2 separate regions of the Homo sapiens genome follow, and region 2 is linked to region 1. Evidence: chromatin loops called from intact Hi-C (ENCODE). Cell type or tissue: heart left ventricle. All regions are shown on one strand. Region 1 overlaps LHFPL6 (LHFPL tetraspan subfamily member 6). Region 2 overlaps LHFPL6 (LHFPL tetraspan subfamily member 6).

The links. Hi-C counts contacts between places; a loop is a spot of excess contacts. Peaks named below come from ENCODE experiments on the same cell type or tissue, not always from the same donor. Only the 100,000 strongest peaks of a DNase experiment are listed, where the experiment ranks them.
Region 2: it touches region 1 in a loop (2.2-fold over the local background); 5 of 110 quality-filtered maps call a loop at or near these places.

The regions. Positions count from the first base shown.
Region 1 is chr13:39,521,474-39,523,973 of GRCh38, forward strand. All of the region lies in intron 2 of LHFPL6 (LHFPL tetraspan subfamily member 6), which reads right to left. Among named protein-coding and RNA genes, the nearest start is that of LHFPL6, 80 kb to the right of the region's middle. In heart left ventricle, no CTCF peak of the experiment used is centred here; no DNase peak of the experiment used is centred here.
Region 2 is chr13:39,460,999-39,463,498 of GRCh38, forward strand. All of the region lies in intron 2 of LHFPL6 (LHFPL tetraspan subfamily member 6), which reads right to left. Among named protein-coding and RNA genes, the nearest start is that of LHFPL6, 140 kb to the right of the region's middle. In heart left ventricle, no CTCF peak of the experiment used is centred here; no DNase peak of the experiment used is centred here; H3K4me3 peaks cover 520 bases; H3K27ac peaks cover 1,661 bases.

The sequences.
Region 1 (2,500 bases):
TAACATATTTGGAGAACTTCTGGCTTGATTATCAGGTTTATATTGATTGGTCAGTAGCAGCTAAAAATTTTTATATAGCAATAGGGCTGCTGATAAGATATCCAACGGGTTGGGTTTGTTGTTGTTGTTGTCATTGTGTGTATGTGTGTGTGTGTTTATTAACCACACCTACAGAGAAAGCAATGAATTGTATGCTTTCCTCAGATTACAGAAGTAAAATGTAGTCACGATAAAGAGTCATTATCTATCCAAATTTTCAACAACATGTCTTACCATGCCTATTGCACAGCATCTGAAAGATCCTTGCTTTGCAGATTACTTTTTGGCTTGCTTTGCAGATTATTATTGGCTTGCTCTGCAGATTACTTTTTTCAAAAGGCAGAAGGGAGCAAAAAGAGAGCTTGTGACCAGCCAAAAAGGAAAACCAATTAGTGACGTGAAAGTTAATGGAATCCCGAATGAAAGTGGCCCTGTCACTATTCTCTTTTACATCCTGCCCATTCCATTGGCTTCCCGATTGCTTTCACTACAACCCTTGCCTCACCCCAAACCCCTAGTACACACACAGCCTCTTACTAATCCACTATGTGCACTACCCCTGCCATGACTGCTTTGATTTCCAACTTTTGTCACATCACTTTCCTCTCCCAAAGACAAAAATCTATCTTCTCCTTAACAAGCACTTAGCACTTACCATATGCCAGGCACTGTGCAAGTGCTTAACAAATATTAATCCAGTAAACCCTCACAAAAATCTTAAGAGGCAGTTGATATTTTAACTTCATTTTGCAGACAGATAAGCTGAGGCACAGGTTTTAGTAAATTACCTAAGGTACCTAAGATTACACAGCTAGTAAGTGGCACAGCAGGATTTAAACTCGCGTAGTCTGGCTCCAGAGTCCATGCTCCTAACCAGTACACTGTTGTTAGCATGGCCAAGTCCAAGTTTTAAACCCAACTCTCCAATATTATTGTGTACTGCACTCTCCAAAGCATCCATGCTGTGGTGATAGCCAATAACTTACTGTTCCACACACACAGCCTGCACCAGTCCCGCTCCACGCACTCAGCTGACAATCTCATGGCCTGCACAGCCTTCCACATCCCTTTTAAGGTTCAGCTTGCACACTGCCATTAAGATACAGACTTCCTATTTCCCCAAACAAGATCTATTTCTTCCCAGTTCAAATTTCTCTTGGTCTGTATATATTGGAGAGAAAATTCATCATGGTTTATACATAATGATCTGTATATTTGTTTGTTCCCTCCTCCCAGACAGGCAACCACAAGAAGAAACCACACCAAAAAAAGTGTTTTGTTCTTCTTGTCATCTGCACAGGATCTAATATAGTGTCTCGCTCTTGATTTCAGTTGCATTAAATTCGTATGGACAGTGTAGAAATATGAGCAGAATGAGCACATGATTAGATGGATTCATAGCTGGTAAATCAACCTTAAAGAATGGGTTGAAACTAACATGGTTGGAATACCATATGAGTAGGTATCTGAAATCAGCAATATTCAAATGTAAGATGAGGGAAATACTACTCAAAAGTCTTTGTAGGAAAAAAAGAACCATTTGCCTCAACTCTCCCTAATTGTATGACCTTAGACAATTTACATAACCACTTTGGGCCTTTATTTCATCCTTTATATAATATTATGCTTTACGACTGATACATGTAATGTGCCGGTTTATGCAGAAAGCATGTGGTCTCTGTTAACTCTTATTATTATCCCTATTATGGAGGGTTAGATTTCTGAAAACTCAGTAAACACCGACAATGTGACACAACTACTAAAAAGTTAGTGCAGGCCAGGCGCGGTGGCTCACGCCTGTAATCCCAGCACTTTGGGAGGCCGAGGCGGGCGGATCACGAGGTCAGGAGATGGAGACCATCCTGGCTAACACGGTGAAACCCCGTCTCTACTAAAAATACAAAAAATTAACCGGGCGAGGTGGCGGGCGCCTGTAGTCCCAGCTACTCGGGAGGCTGAGGCAGGAGAATGGCGTGAACCCGTGGGGCGGAGCCTGCAGTGAGCCGAGATCACAGCGAGACTCCGTCTCAAAAGGAAAAAAAAAAAAAAAAAAAATGGTAGTGTAGGCTTAAGCCCAACAGATATGAAGACCCAGGTCATAAGAAGAATGATCCAACTGGACTCTTCACTGGCAGTTCCAGAGAACTTTGCAATGAGATGTAACAGCCTGAGAAATCTTAGGTACAGAATTTACTATTTTATCATTGCCTACCACCACTACTGCTCTGCTCTCTAACTAGGTATATCAATACAACACCCATTTATTTTACAAAAGATTTAAAAGTGAGTAAAACTTCCAGAATCAAGGCTGGTATTAGAATAAATAAGACAAGAAAGACGGAAAAGAGGTTAATTGCATAGACGTTAAGAGCTAAAGAAAGATTCCATAAATAAGCTGGCGAGCTTCAAAGGAAAGTTAACATTATCTTAACATTAAAAAGAAAAAAAATGAAGATTTGTA
Region 2 (2,500 bases), 60 kb before region 1:
TCAAGTAGGCCTAAGTGTCTATTGTTCCCCTCTTTGTGTCCATGTTTACTCAATGTTTAGCTCTCATTTAGAGGGGAGAACATGCAGTATTTGGTTTTTCTGTTCTTGCATTAATTCGCTTAGGATGATGGCCTCCAGGTCCATCCATGTTGCTGCAAAGAACATGATCTTGTCGTTTTTATGGCTGCATAGGAGTCCATGGTGTATATGTACCACACTTTCTTTATCTAGGGTACCACTGATGGGCATTTAGGTTGATTCCATGTCTTTGCTATTGCGAATAGTACTGTGATGAACACACGTGTGCATGTGTCTTTTTAGTAGAATGATTTATATTCCTTTGGGTATATACGCAGTAATGGGATTGCTGGGTCAAATGGTAATTCTCTTTCAAGCTCTTTGAGAAATCTCCAAACTGCTTTCCACAGTGGCTGAACTAATCTCCATTCCCACCAGCAATGTATAAGCACTATCTGTATAATGTTTACTGCTACATTCACAAGGGCAGGTAGGGGAGGAATCTAGTTCCACAGTCCACAGACAAACCGGAGAACTTTAACATCATCACAAATCATCACCCCTTAAGCAAGTTTCTCCTGACAGCTGAGACATTATCAAAGATGATTTATATTCAGAGATGCTAAGGCTAGTCTATGCCCAAAAGGAAAAAAAAACATGACCTTTAACTAGTTATACCTGGGGAAGGGAACCAAAAAGGGTGAAGGTGAAGGGACAGCTGGGAAAGTCAAAATAAAAATCTACCCAGAAACCTGCTGCTGAAGTATTTGCATTAAACAGTCTCAGCCCAGCATACATTGGTACATCCCATTGGAATTTCTTCTTCTCTAAATATGAGCCTACTTCAGGCATTTGCCATGTCATCAACTATCACTATTTTTTTAAATTCCTGAATTCTTTAGGGTTAGAAATCTCTCACAACAAAGACAAAAAAGTAGACTAGGATTCACTTTAAAAAAAAAATGCCCTGTGGCTGAGTCTGTCACCTGGGAATGTTTCAAAGTCAGCTCTCATCTTGGGGCAGTGCTTAGCAGAGGTGGGGCTGACTATACTGGGTCTCCTGCCTCCGACAGGTTCCAGTCTCCTCTCACTGAACTACAAATTTTCTAACTCTTTATGGACAGAGCAGACACTTGGCAACTAACTCCCTTTCTCTTATTAGGTCTCTCTTCAGAAAGGCTGGAGATGACACTGCTAACACCACCTTTAGAAGAAGAGGCAGCTCAACCCTCAGAAACACTCCCCTCTAAGGATTTATTTATCAAAATGTCACCACAATAATTGTTACAGCCAGCCTTGCTCCTTCAAAACCATGCTGCCTTGATAGACTACAGTTAGTTAAAATTCCTTTGCTTTGGTTGCTTTTAAAAAAAAATGTGTGTGTTACTGTATCTCACACACCACAGCTTTAGGAAATGTTAGCAAACTGCAAATAATCTCTCACTCACATAATTGTCAAGATGTTTAAAGTCATTTCCTTCTACAAATATGTCCAAACTCTGTTATCCTATCCCTATAAAGTTATATATCATTCAAGGGCTTTTAAGGAAAGTACACAAACCTGTATTAAGCAACAAATAAATGCCACAGACCAGGCTATGTGCTATTCATTACCCTCTCACTCTGTGAAGTGGGCAGTGGACATTCCTGTCTCTGTTTTACAGATAAGAAAACAAAGCCAGGCAAGTCCAAAGCAGTAGATGGCAGAGGCAAGAATCAAATTCAAGTCTGCGTGATTCCAAGTTCCAGTGATGTGCTTTCCTATGTTATTGTGACCCTCAAAAAGCCTCACGCATTTAAGTTTTGTGGGAACAAGGTGAAAATTGCCCCTGAGAAGCTTGGATTCATTCTTCGGGATGGGGCTGGGGGTGCTGGCATGGTTAACTTCAAGGAAAAGGCTTAGTCAAACCAGGCTGTAATCATACAAACTCATGCTCTCCAGTTCTCCAAAAAGGGTGCCATGAACATGTTCAGGAAAGAAAAGTAGCTCCCAAGAAAAACCAGCATCCTGAGGGAACCGCATGGCTGTAGTCTTCCTCTACCTCACCCATAAGGCGATCTCTGGCAGAGACAGGAAATGGGCTTCATCGCTATTGCCAGCCCAGATTGAAAGACAGTTGGAAAGATTCCGGGCTATGGCAAGAGTACAGAATCAACTAGCAAATGCTCATGGCCCTCCCTTCATTTATATGTTTGGTATGAGTCTGGTCAAATTATTTCAACCCTGTATGACTCAATTTCCCCTACCATCAACCCTACAACTTCTCCCCAATCATGAAACCATTTTGTTCATTGTTAATTTATACACTGTGAAAACGGAGGTGGAGAAAGGTACAGCCAAAATCTATAGTGAATCTTATTGTGTTTATTCTACTAGTTTTTATATAATTATTAAAAACTGATCAGTGGTAGTCTTAGAAGAATAATATTGATTATAAAACTATTCAGCATAACAAAAGAATATCCAATATAAAATAATCTA